Regions from separate parts of the Mus musculus genome. Here region 2 is linked to region 1. The links are chromatin contacts, found by Hi-C or POLR2A ChIA-PET in ENCODE. All regions are on one chromosome and are shown on one strand. Each heading gives the region's core, a stretch centred on a gene start or an enhancer-like site at or near the end of the contact. The rest is flanking DNA. Distances are from core to core; before and after follow the strand shown.

Region 1 (6,875 bases), core at 230-2,729:
CTGGGAACTGAATTTGAGAATAGTAAGTGCTCTTAACTGCTGTTACCTCTGGTCAGTTAAAAACAAATAAAACCCCGTTTATCTATTTCTTTAATGTGTGGTTTGTAACGTGCATGCATGCGTACATCACATCCTTGCTTAGTGATCTGGGAGGCTAGAAGAGAGCATCAGATTCCCGTGCAACAGTTGTGAGCTGCTGTGTGGGTCTTCTGGAAGAACAGCCAGCGCTGACTTTCTGTTTCAAAGCTCAAGACAAAAAGTTTTCAAGCAAGGAGTCTGAGGAGCGCCAAGAAGATGTTAATGTGCGCTCAGCGGTTTGGCTTTTCCATGGTGGGAACTGAACACGCCAGGCGAGCACTGGAACTGAGCTACACCCCCAGCTCAGAAGTCACATTTCTGTTCATCATCTTTCCGATATTATACCTGTAACAAAACCACGTATTTCCCATCCTTTATCCCGTTTCTCAATACTCTATCACAAAGGGAGTATTGGGAGTGTGTATATCGTAATGGAAGACACCCAAAGCAGCTGATTTTTTTTTTTCAGCCCAAAGTTTTCGAAGGCTGACGCCCCAACACATGAGGTTTTTAGGTTTACGACTTTTACGCTTTGGTGCCTGTATTTGAATTGTAATTTCTAGTCTTTCTTTTCCAGACCAACACTATCATCTATAGAGCGCATGAATAACAGTTCATAAATCCTGAGTAGCGCTGCCGGTCAGCGTGGAGCTGCCTTAGTGCTAAGGCTCCTCTTCTCTGCCCCTTCCCCATGTTTGGTTACAGAACTTTCTGGCAGGGTCGGGCACTCTATGGACCTGTAAAGCACACTCCTTGAAGGCACAATCCATTTTCCTTCCTCTACGCCCCCTCTTTCCATCTTGTCTCCGAGGTCAAGTCTTGCTGTGAGTCTTAGGCTGACTTGGAATCTGCTCTGTAGCTCACACCGGCCGGGAGCGGAGAGCGGTCTGAGCTCTGGAATGGCGTTTCTCCGAGAAAGTGAAAAGCCACTACTGTGTTTTCTGACCCAGCGTGTTAGAGAGGACAGGGAGGACACAGATGAAGGCTTAGGCGCGCCTAAGTTGGAGGACCGGAGCCTCACGGGGGCGGGCGAGCGCGCCGAGCCCTCCAGCCGGTGACTGAACAAGGAACCTGTGAGGTAACAATGGAAGAAGCCTGCGCGCCGCCAGCTCCAGAACCATCCCGTGCGGGCGTGGTCCTAAGTAATAAGCAGTCCCTCAGCCAGCCGCCTCCAGAAGCCGCCGGGTCACCCGCGCATCCCCGCCCTCGCGAGGTCCTGGCGCCAGCCCTTCCCCCCCAAGGCGCGACCCCTGCCGCCCGTGCGCTTTCCGCGCCGCGCGCTAGTGCGCAGGCGCCTGGCCCTCGGCCGTTGGTGTTCAAAGGCCGCCCGCGCTCTCTCATTGGCGGAGGCGGCGCGGTTGAAAGTCGCTGCGGCGCCGCCGGCCCCGCCCCCGCCGGGCACCTGAAGACTCGGGCGAGCGCCTCGCAGTGTCCGCACCAGGCTGCCCGGGAGCCCTCGCCGTGCGCGCCGTCGCCCGCCTCGCCCGCCTCGCCCGCCTCGCCCGCCTCGCCCGCCTCGCCCGCCTCGCGGTGAGTACGCGGCTCCGCCGGGGAGGCGGCTCGCTGCCCCTCTTTCTCGAGCGCCCGCGGCCCCGGTGCGTTCGCCGCCGACTTGAGGATGGGGAGGCGGGCTGGGCTCCGGAGGGCGTGCGCTCGCCTCTCCTCGCTTCGCGCGCTCGCGGGTGGAGCAGCGGCGCTCCGAGCTACCGGCGGGATTGAGGTCGTAAGGGCCGGTAGGTGAGCCTAGCAGATCCCGCAGCACCGCGCGGGGCGAGTGAGCCCTGGGCATCCTGGACAAGAGGGTGTGACTGCCATCTTTGAGCCACTTCTTTGTTTGGAGTTCACGTAGGACTTATGCCCATTGTACAGATGTGAACCTTCATAGGTAAAACTGAGGCCTGCAGCGTTTCGGAGACCACCCAATGTGTTGATGGGAATAATTTAACGTAGTTTCGAGCTGGGGATATCTACGCGCGAGGATATTTCTAGTCGTCTTGCTGAGTTTAAATAAAACTTTGAAGCGGGGCATGAACGTGCACGCCTGTAACCCCAGCATGGGGGCAGACAGAGGCAGCAAGCTCTCCTGTGCGTTCCAGGTCGTCAGTGAGGACTACAAAATTAGTCTCAAAAAACCCACCAAACCAAACTATGAGTGTTTAGTTCCCATCATTGGTTAATCTTGTCCAGAGTCAGAGATTCGTTATGTTGTAAAAAGTCCTTTGTGTGGAAATGGTTGGGACTTTAAAGATGAAATATTTACTGCAGGCAAAATCTGAAACATTAAATTGTTTTACTTTTAGAATAACAAAGGATCCTGGAAAAGTTGGAGAAGATAAAGTACACCCAGTGTCCAGATCAGGAGATTGACAGACCAGGTAAGCTCTGGGAAGTTAACTGGATACGAAGAAACATCAGGATATTAGAGTGTGTGATTCCTGGGCTATGATGAAAGATTGAAAAATCTCTTGAAAAAAAGATGTATATTGGAAGTGTATAAAATTTTAACCATCTTATGGAGGAAGCATAAAGTGAGAAATGACCTAATCTAAAAGGTATTCAGTTTTTTGTTTGATTCTCCCCCCCCCCCCAAAAAAAAAAAAAAAACCAAAAAACAAAAAACCATGGTTTCTCTGTGTAGCCCTGGCTGTCCTGGATAATTGCTCTGTTGACCAGGATGGTCTTTAACTCAGAGATTCCTCTGCCTCCCAAGTGCTGGAGCCAAAGCCATCACTGCCTGGCTAAAAGATTTTCACTTTTATCTAACAGACATTTTATAAGCATGTGTGGACGTCTTAAGTCATGCACACAAAATGGTATTGCCTTACACGTTTGCACGCTGCATTTATTATTCAAGCTACCTTTATTCCTTTTTGCCCAGTATTACACATTGATCTACATTTTTAGTGAGCCAAGGTCCTGTATTTTAACCTGGTAAAAAGTAAAATTTTGACTTTGGGTAATATATATATACTGACATTGCAAATATGTTGCTGAATGTTTTCCATCAAATATATTTTCACTTTGAAAAACTATTTTTTGAATACTGTGTTTTATGTATATTGGTAGACACACTGTTTTCACATTAGTCTTCACATGCACACTAGGAGAGGGCAACAGATCCCATTTCAGGTGGTTGTGAGCCACTGTGTGGCTGCTGGGAATTGAACTCAGGACCTTTGAAAGAGCAGCTAATGCCCCTAACTGCTGAGCCATCTCTCCAGCCCTAAGAAATAGTATTAAAAAATCAGTTAAAGTATAATTTCTCATGTCAATTCCTGGTTAAGTTACATTAGTAGCTTCTTTCATAGCTTTGTGGAATAGGTTTATATTAGAATGAAACAGAACAAATCAGTAAAGACTTAAAGTTAGATATTGCTATAGTATTTTTTAAAATTATAATTATATCTAGTACAGTCAGGACTATACAGAGAAACCCTGTCTAGAAAAGGAAAAAAATTATAATTTTACATTTACACATGAAAATATTTTAAATTCTTCTAGACTGAAAATTAACATACAGTATATAAAATATGTCTCAACACAAGATTTTGTATACGTCTATAGTGACTGAGAAAAGTTTATTTTAAAGTTTTGTCTTATGGTAGTATATAAATGGCATAATCATAGCAATTCTCTCTTCGCCCCCCCCCCCCCCCAAGCCTGTAATTTCACACATTAGACTTTTTTATCAATTAGGGCCACAAGGCTGTGCAGCCCAGAAGTGGGTGTAGCACGGCCTGAGTTTTCCCAGGCTTCTGTGGCAAGTCATGGAGCAGTGTGGTTTGGGAAACATAATTTCCTTGGAGATTGTAAAATATATAAAAATATATAATTCGACCCTGTGTGATGGATGGCATATGGCTTACAGTCTCAGCTTTCAGAGGTGGAAGAATTCAAAGTCACCTTTCCTATGTGTGCAGTTTGAGGGCAGCCTAGAACACATGAGACCCAGTTCAATAAATGAAACAAAAGTAAAAACTAATGAGTATTTTATGACATTCATGCTCAAAGATGAAGAGCAGTTAACTGTTGTGAATTAAAATCTAGAAGCACAGGATTTTATATCTGGGATCCTTGTAGACGTAAAAAGTCAGTCGGTTTTGTAAAAGGATGAGAAACTTAGGTGTGTTTATATTTAAACACAAGAACTTCGTGAAATCACTTACAAATAGATAATTGAGCCTTGCGATAAAATACCGTGACCCAGTATTAACCTGTTTTTTATTTTTTTGGTAACTTAAATTGAAGTGGGTTATCTTGCTTAACTATCAGTTTTTACTTCAGATTTTAGTACTCATTGGAGGAAAATACATTTCACATGGCTTATTTTTGAAATTGATTGAAATTTATAATCTGACAGGAAAGAAAATAGTTAAAAGGTTTCATAGTTCCTCTTGTGTTTTACAGTGCATACATGTACCATTGAAACCCTTTTAATAATGTAGACAGTCAGTGCCATTACATACATTCACTTTGGTAATCTTCAGTAAAACCCATTTTCAAGATTTTTTCATCTTGCCATATTCTAGCTCTGCACTCCTTAAACGGTGGCTGCCCTTTCCTCTCCGGAGGCTGCGGTCTTCACAATCCCACTTTCTGTTTCTAATCTGATCCTTGCATTGTTTTTCAAAATCTAATGTGGTTACACGGTTCACCCTCCATTGCCCTCACTGAGTGAATTATTTCAGATTTCCTGTTACTCAATTAACAAGGTTCATGCAGTTGTATTGGAGAGTGAGCCTAGAACCTTACTCTATCACTGATGTACAAGCCCAGCATAGTCAGGATGGGCATTCTTTTAATGTACTCTCTTCATTCTTGCTAATATAGCTAATTCGCTAATTATATTCTATAAAGTATCTGTTTTGGGAAATTAGTCTATTTTTAGTTTGTATAATCTCTGCAGGGCTTTGGGATCCTACTATATACTGTCTTGAAATTTGCATACTTATATTTGTACTCTGGGACTGATGAACAAGAATTGGTTTCATGACCATTTGAAAGGATTCATCATAGATGCTTGCCCCGACCCTCCCCAGCCCCCTGTCCAAGATAGTACTTTTTTAACTTGTAAAATGTTCCAGTTTGCTTTTTTTTCCTGGATCATTCTTAGTAATTTGAATTGATTTGTTCAATACTTTGAATACTTCATTTGTTTTAAGCCATCAGATATATTGGTATAGAGCTATGCAAGATACTGTGTTCACGTTGGGCCTTTTCTCTCCTTTTGTTGCTTTTCTTATGTATTTTTTAAAATTTTTTCCTCTTGTCAGTGCATGTGTGTTCCTCTTTCAATGACCCCAGCTCAGGAGTGTGGGGCTTTGTCTGGTGTCTGAGGTTCTCAGACTCTTCATGCTTGCTGGGAAGCTGCTGCTGCTACGGTTGTTTTTGTTGTTGTATGTGAATAAGTAGCACAGGTACAGAGTTCTGGGGTAAAACCTTTTTCCTTCTAGAACTTAGGGACATTTTGTATATTGTTTTCTTGCAGCATTTCTTTTGGCTACGTATGTTTTCTGACTGTCTGCTTTTACATAACAAACATTTGAAAGCTTGGCTAATTATATTCAAAGAAGAAAGACTTTTTACTAGTATGTCTGGCATCTTAGTGCTGTTTTTAAAAAACCAGTTAGCCCCCACTTTTTCCATAGCATCTGGTTGCTAGGTGTGGTGGCTTCGGTGAAAATGTCCCCCCATGGGTTCCGTAGGCATTTGAGATGAACACATAGTCCCCAGGTGGTAGCACTGTTGGAGAGATTGTGCAGCCTGTGGGAGGACATGTCTGCTTTGAGAGTTGAAAGTCTTGTCTCACTTTTAGTTCTCTCTGGTTCATGCCTGCCTTTAAAGAGTCTCATAGCTTCCTGCTCCAGCTGCTGTGCTGTTCTCATTATGAACTCTAACCCTCTGGAACTGTAAGCCAAAATAAACTGTCTTCTATGAATTGCCTTGGTCATGGTGTTTTATCACACAACAGAAAAGTAACAGATATGCATATAGCTTCTTAAGAATTATACATAGAGCTCAAAGTATTGCTTTCTGACTTATACAAAATTACAAAGTTTTCTGGGGTTGTTGGTAAACAGTTTATCTCTAGATAAAAGGAGTAGCAAATTATATTTCTTGGGTAATTTTTGTATGACTTCATAGTTCTCTGTGGATGTGGGTTAAATTAAAATCTTAAGTGCTTGAAGTAAAATTAGTTTATCCAGTTAAATTTAGAGGCACCTGGTCTAGGAAAGCTACAGTCTCACAGAAGGTGGCTAAGGAGCTAAGGGCTAAACGGATTTAAAAGGAGTTTAAAAAGAACAGTTATTTCTTTTCTTTTCTTTTTTTTTTTTTTGGTTATGTTTTGTTTGGTTTTTCGAGACAGGGTTTCTCTATGTAGCCCTGGCTGTCCTGGAACTCTCTGTAGACCAGGCTGGCCTTGAACTCAGAGATCCTTCTGCCTCTGCCTCCCGAGTGCTGGGATTAAAGGCAAGCGCCACCACTGCCCTGCAAGAATAGTTATTTCTAAATGCTATTGTTACAAACTTGGCGTTGGGGGCTTAATGCAGGACCTCGTGTATACTAGACATCACATTCTACTACTGAGCTGTATCCCAACCCTGTTTTTATGAACTTAACTTGGGACTGGTTTTATATAGAATTTTTGTCAGCCTTTATACTCTACATAAATACTAGGATTACTCTCCCCTCCACTCGCCAAAGGCTGTGGTTTTTGCAGATTTATGGCTTGCATTGTGAACAATACAAAGCAAAACTATAAAAGTGGGCTGTAAAACTGCCAGCCTCGACTACCT
Region 2 (6,893 bases), core at 3,271-5,770, 82 kb before region 1:
GCACATGAGCCATCACCATGGTGTGTCGCCCTTAGTTAATTGTTTGTTGTTGTTAAGATTGAAACAATCTTTAAAATGGTTGTCATGCCAGATCTTGTAGATCTCAGAGTTGCCCCGGGAGGCAGGACCCCTGCTTTTATTCAGGAGTTCAGACTTTCTAAAACAGAAAACATGGAAAGGACTTACCAACACGGCATTTATGCTCCTAGGGGATTCTGATGGACTTGTGCTTTGAGCAGCTTTCTCGCCTACTTTTCAGCGCTAGAATTGAGAGGTCCACCTGAGCTACTACATTCAAAGACAGAGTGACTGCTGGTTCATCTACCAGGAGTGTGGTGTTCAGAGCTAAACAGGCCCAGAATCAGCACTTAGTAGTGGTGTGAGGCTTGGCAGACTTCTTAGGCACACTAAACCTTAGGCTTCTCATACAGAAAGTGGAAGTAATACCTCCCTTCAAAGTGCACCATGAGTGCACACATTCATGTCTTTCCCAGGTGGCTCTGATACCAGGATTGGTTCAGATGCCTGCTCTAACATTCATTGTTTGACTTCAATCAATTCCTGCACCTCTCTTCCGTTCAATCTTATATTTGTAAAGTGAATACAATTATTTTATAGGATCGTTGTAAGAAGTCAATGCATTTATAAAGCTAGGTGTGGTGACTTACTCCGACAATCTAAGCACTAGAGAGGTGGAGGCAGGAGAATTAAGAACGCAAGGCTACTCTTGGCTATACAGCAAGCCAGAGGCCAGCTTAATCTAGCCTGAGGGACCCTAAACAGAGGGTTAGAAGGCTGTCTTATAAAGACATGGGGTGGGGAGGGGGGAATAATCCTAGCACTTGGGAATGTGAAACAAGATTACAAATTACAGGCAAACCTTAGTTACATAGTAAGAACCTGTCTTTAAAAAAAAAAAAAACAAAAACAAACAAACCTGTCATATTGTATTGGATTAGTGCTATAAGAGTAAACACACAAATAATAATAAAATATCTCACATAAACAAATTACCCAGACCTAGATTGTAGAAACTCAGTATCTGGTAACATTGTTATTATGATTATAGAAACCTTTGCAACCTACTGTCTTTTAAAAAGTTTTAAAAATCAGGGCAGGGAACTTGTCTGAAGTGGGAGGGTATTAGGATGAGGGTTGAGCCTAATTCAATTCAATGTTTCCCTTTGATTAAATAGTCGAAACTAATTTTGAGAAATAAACGACCCTGGTGTGGAGGAGTATACAAGCAATGGGCAGCACTGGAGAAGCAGAAGCAGGGGAACCAGGAGTTCAAGTCCAGTTTTGTCTCCATAAAAAGATGGAGGTCAGTCCGGACTGCATGCAATGCAATGCTAGGTCAACAAACAAACAAAAACCTAGGTGTTTGTCCTCCCTCAATTGAATTAACATCAATTTCAAAATAAATAGTCATTTTCTTCAGACGCCCCAAGCCATAAGTTAGAAGCTTCTGAGAATAAAAAGACACGAAGTCCCCCATGCCTGGTCAACCCACTCCTAATCCCCCTCACACACCCTGAGAAAATACAAGATGCTACTGTATTAACCCAATTTCTGTTACTGTAACAAAATATTTTAGTCTGGCTACTTCCTAAAGTAAAGAGATCTCATAGTTTTGGAGCTCTTCAAATAGCACTATAGTGACTCTGGTAAGCTTCCCTCCCCTCTATGGCAGATAGGATCATGGAGATGTGAGAGGAAGATCTTGTAATTAGACAGGCAATCAAACAAGATCGGGTAGCCAGGCTTGTCCTTTTTTATAACTCTCTCTTGTGAGGTATCAAAGGGTCTCACAAGAACTCTCTTCATCCTTTCTTAGGAAAATTCCTCTAAGACAGGTAACCAAGGTTCAATACATGAACATTTGACATAGTATACACAAACTATAGTGACTGGCTATGATTCAATATTTTTCTCTCCTGAATCAGCCCAACTGTAACAAACACAAATTATATTTTAGAAAGATCTAGCAATGTATAAAACTCCTTCTTTCCTTTACTTAATAATACTATGTGCCATTCTCATTTTGATCACATAATCACAAACCCTTAAGACAAAAAATCCTCCTCTCTCTCCCTCCCTCTCTCCATCCTTACACCAAAATGTTCTTATCCTAAATCCACCCTTCCTTTGTTTCATTTTATTTTTGAGACAGGTTCTAGCTCTGTAGCCTAGTCTCACATAGAATTCAGACTCATATTTCCAAGTGCTGACATTACAGGCACGGTTTGCCACATTTAGATCTCATGGATTTGCTTTAGGACACAGTGTCTCTCAGTGTATCTGGACTGGCTTCAGAATTCTGAAGCTTACTGCCCAAGTTCCATAAGTCTGGGATTGTAGAATACACAACTATAACTGGCTTAGTCATATTTTAAAATATACTAGTGCTCTGGGATTGTAGAATACACAACTATAACTGGCTTAGTCATATTTTAAAATATACTAGTGCTCTAGCGTGTAAATTCAGTATCACCTCAACTAAATCAATCTTTGGAGAATAAAACTATATGAGGGAGAGAGTCTCCAAGTATGGGAACCTGAGTTGGTTCCCCAGCAAAGCCAGTGCAGGTGTGTATGCCTGAGATCCCAGCACTGGGAGGAGGTGGTAAGCAGACAAGGCAGCAAGCACATCTTCGATGGTGAGCTTTTGATTCAGTGAGAAACCTTGTCTCGGGCCATAAGGTGGAGCGCAATAACAATGTAGGATATCTTGTTTTGTCCTCATTTGCACAAAGATGTGTATACCTGAATATGCCGACATGCCACACACACATAATGAACTTCATCTGAATTTTAAGTTCTGAATTCAACTTACATTCAAGTTAACCCTCAGTGTGAATTACTTCCAAAATGCTTGTTCGCCAAGCCCAGCAGAAAGTATACAAAATACCAAAGACTTATTTGGAAGGCATTACTTTGTATCTAAAGGGTTGTTCCCACCATTCCATTATAAGTTATCTTCAAGAGGCTCCTATCCTGCAGTTCTCTTTATCCCCCATTCCCAAAAGAACTCAATCCTTTATCTTGTTGAACCCATTGTCTTTGTATTATACCTTACAAAAGCATCCTCCTTTGACTTTATATAAGGGGTTTATAAAATATTCGCATCCTAAACATTCATTTCTGCATGTGGTTCTGCCCAAACAAAATATACCAGAAAGAACCAGAAGCCAAATGTTCCCAAAGGGTTTTGTAATAGAGTTTTTTGCCAAGTTCAGACACATTTAGCTTTCCTCTTCCTTCTGACTCTGAACTGCCACTGCTTCACAAAAACCACACAATTTGGGGAACTAATAATTGATAAATGAACACACACATTTGTTTGTTTTTAGACAGGGTATTATGATGTAGCTCAGCTGGCCTCAAACTCATCTCCACCTGCCTTTGCTAGATTTAACGTGTGGATCACTATGCTCAGCTTAAATATAGTTTTGAAAACATGTCCTCACTCTCTTTTCTGAGCCTAGGGCCTCCAGCATAATTAGCTTCTTCCAATGAGTTGTATTTCTATTATTATTATTATTATTATTATTATTATTATTATTAATTTATCTTGAGATGAACCCGCAAGAGAAGAGGGGAAGTGTCACTAAACTGCTCGAAGTGGCTTTGGACTCTTGCTCTGGCTGGCCTTGCTCTTGGGCTACTTTAACAGCTCCTCCTCTTGCCCAGTAGCTACGATTACAAACCGAGTCACCGGCCCGGAGCGATTCTGAAAAATTTGAGAGGCTCTTTTGTACCTGTTTTACATCCGCCTTTGGTTACAATGTTCCTGGTTAAGAGGTTTCTTTGGGATTAACTTCCTTTATCAAGAGTCACAATGTTGCATTTGCTATGTCATGGCTCATAGTCGTCATTCTCTATAAATTAATACTTTGTGATCAAGCAGTTTAATTTCCCAAGAGAAACTGCTCAAAATGGGGGTATTAGGGAAGGACCAATTTTTCTCAAGTTTCTACCTGTTGCGAACCTTCTACCTTCCTTTTCCTACCGGGTCCCTCTAGCTTTCCCTTCAGTTTTCAGAATGCACATCACCGTAGTCAGTCCTAGCCACGATGCCGGGTCCTAGGTTGGTTCGCAGTTCCCAGAACAGGACTCAGGGTTTAGGACTTCACATGTAGCTTAGACACACCTCTTTGCCTTCCAAAGTGAATGAAGCGCTCAAGTAACACCGGGGGAGAAAAGAACGAAGTTCAGAACCCCAACATCTAAAGCCACCCCGGGAATCATCCCACCATAACCAGGACCACTACACCCTGCCCATCCCCGCCCGCTCCCGGATCTGCTGCTCTTCGGCTGCCTCGGGTTTCTCCCTCCGCGCGTGACCCCTCCCCTCCCAAGCTCCTGCGCCCCGTCCCTTTCCTGCCCCAGACTCTCCCTTCCCCTTTCCTTTCGCTCTTCCGTCCCCCGCTCTCCATCGTCCCTTTTGATTGGCTAAGCACTCCGGAGCCCGGCCGGCCAATCGGCGGACCGGGTTGGCGGCGATGGGCGTGGCCGTAAAGCCGGGCCCTCAGATCGAGGCTGCCTCCCCCTCTCAGCCGGCAGCACATTCCGCCGCCGTTGCCGCCGCCGCCGCTGGCCCCGCAGTCGTCTTCGCCAGAGCTGCTGTGGTACCCGAGCTCAGGGCAGGAGAGGCCAGCCAGGAAGCGGAGGCCCGGCGGGCGAGAGGAAGCGAGCGGACGGGCGGGCGACGCAGGCGGCGGCCGGCTTCCTGGGAGCGTCTGTGCGGCGCGGTGGTTGGGGCGGATCCCGCGGGGCCCGGGCGGGTGGGGAGAGTCGCCGGCCCGGCCATGGCGGACAACGAGAAATTGGACAACCAACGGCTCAAGAATTTTAAGAACAAAGGCCGTGACTTGGAGGTACAGTGGGGTCCGCGGCCTCCGGCCCCCGGCGGGACGCGGGGTGCGTACGGAGTCGGGCGGGCGCGGCGGCCGGCATGGCGCTGGGCGGGCGGGCGAGCGGCCGTGACGCGGGCGCCGCGCCGGGAAGTTTGTGCCGGGCCTGCTCCGCCTCCGCCGGCGACAGCGCCGGGGCCCGCCGGGTGCGGCCTAGGCCTGTCCTGTCGAGCCGGCCAGACACGGGTGAGGGCGGCGGGCATATCAGCCGCGGCGGAGGCCCCGCAGCGGCGGAAGCTCAGGCTCTGCTCGAGCCCCCGACGCCAAGCGTCGCGGGTGGAGGGCGATGGGGGAGCGAGCGGCGACCTCGGAACTTCTCCGGGCCCGAGACGCCTCCACATGCAGGTTTTCCTAATCGCCCCGACTCTGGTTTTACTTCAATGTCCAAACTACAGGAGTCAACTTCTCCGCTGGAGAAAAAGAAAGAAAGAAAGAAAGAAAGAAAGAAAAAAAAGCCACCCCCGCCGCGAGAGGCGGTCCTGGTGATGCTAAGCAGTGCCTTCCAGCGGCCTGGGTTTCAGTTTGGTCCTAGCTGATTCAAAGATGTGGCTCACGATGTGTCCCTTTCCAGTCAAAAGATCACCTGCCTCCACCGCCTTATTTGAGCTTGTCCACAGATCTTTTTACTCCTCTCTGAGAAGAGACCACCAGTTTGCATTCTTACATAGAAAAGTCCAAAGGGTTATACAAAGCTGTCATCCCCTAGTCTTCTCGGTATCCTTTCTCTCCACCTCCTGGTGGTGGTGGCAGTGAGGAATCCGGTAGGCTATGGACTGACACCATCACGTATTATTTTAAAGGGGGGAAGAAGGCTTCGTTGTCATAGACACAGTTGCTTCCAAGGTTCGATGTATTAAGCACACAGTTTCTTTCCATTGTGACTTTTTTTTTTAATATAGGGAATTTAAAAAAAAAGTCAAGCTTTTAGCTTCTTATCCCCTTTTATGTTCTGGTAACTTCTTCAGACTGCTGTGGTCGGTTCCTGAATTTGAGCATTTTCGGGATAGAGATGGCAACTTTTGTTGACTTTTCCCAATGCCAGTCAGTCTTTTAATGTAGTTTATCCTCTTTTAGCTTATTGCAGTCGTTAGAAGAACTGTATGTCCCAGGGTGTGTGTTGCTATTTAGAGATTGTTTGAAAGTTAAGGATGCTTATCTTTGTGATCATTTTTTATAGTGGAAGAAATTTAAAAAAAAAAATTTTTTTTTAGATTTGTGTATAGGGGTGTTTTGTCTGGATGTGTGTGTATGTGCATCATGTGTGTGCCCTGTGGCCAGGGAGCCCATCCTTTGGAAGTGGAGTTGCTTCCAGCTGGGAGCTGCCATGTGAGTGCTTAGAACTGAACCATTTCTTCAGCTCCCAAATTTAATCTCTTTATTGGAGTAATTTACATGTAACAAAAGCCAACTTTTTAAATGTATAGTTCATAGTTGTCATTAAATTTACTTGTTGAAAAATACCTATTTATTTTTACTAATATGAATATCTAGAATGGGAAAAATCACAAGTTAGGGAATATAAATTTGATAAATACTCCAAAGTTAGAAATTTTAGAAAAACATCAGGTAACCAAACAATCTCTAATTTTTTTTTGCTACCAATTTTTAACAGGTTCCTTGAAATGTGATTCATATACTATATAATTCACCCATATAAAGTGGTTTGTAATGTGTTTAAATGGTTGCACAATCAGCACCTAAGTCAAATCTTAGAATATTTTCTACTCTTTGAAGAACTCCTGATATATGTCATTAGCAATGATTCTCTTTCTCAGCTACTCCAACCCAAAGCAATGTTTGTTTTGATTGCCTATTCTGAGTGCTTCATGTAAATGGAATGTACATTTTAGGATACTTTGTGGCTACCTGACTTGAAGATTCATCCATGCTGTAACAAGAACGTTTCTTTCTTAGGTCTGACTAATATTGTTGCATATAGTTATAGCACATTGTGTTTATGTGTTTATCTTCATAGAA

What was found. A loop is a pair of places that touch in the nucleus more often than their neighbours do. ChIA-PET counts read pairs that join two places held with the same protein, here RNA polymerase II (POLR2A).
Region 2: a loop to region 1 is called in a map of heart, with 7 times the contacts of the local background. The contact joins the promoter of Kpna4 here to the promoter of Trim59 in region 1. A Hi-C loop is called at or near these places in 1 of 37 maps with a recorded cell type or tissue (heart). POLR2A ChIA-PET finds 5 or more read pairs at or near these places in 4 of 5 experiments (Patski and embryonic stem cell).

The regions. Positions count from the first base shown.
Region 1 is chr3:69,039,346-69,046,220 of GRCm38, reverse strand. It overlaps Trim59 (tripartite motif-containing 59), which reads left to right and starts at 1,479. Exons shown (of 3, transcript NM_025863.3): 1 at 1,479-1,608; 2 at 2,379-2,453.
Region 2 is chr3:69,124,719-69,131,611 of GRCm38, reverse strand. It overlaps Kpna4 (karyopherin (importin) alpha 4), which reads left to right and starts at 4,520. Exons shown (of 17, transcript NM_008467.4): 1 at 4,520-4,880. The coding sequence starts at 4,812. It overlaps Gm1647 (predicted gene 1647), which reads right to left and starts at 379. Exons shown (of 3, transcript NR_126533.1): 1 at 187-379.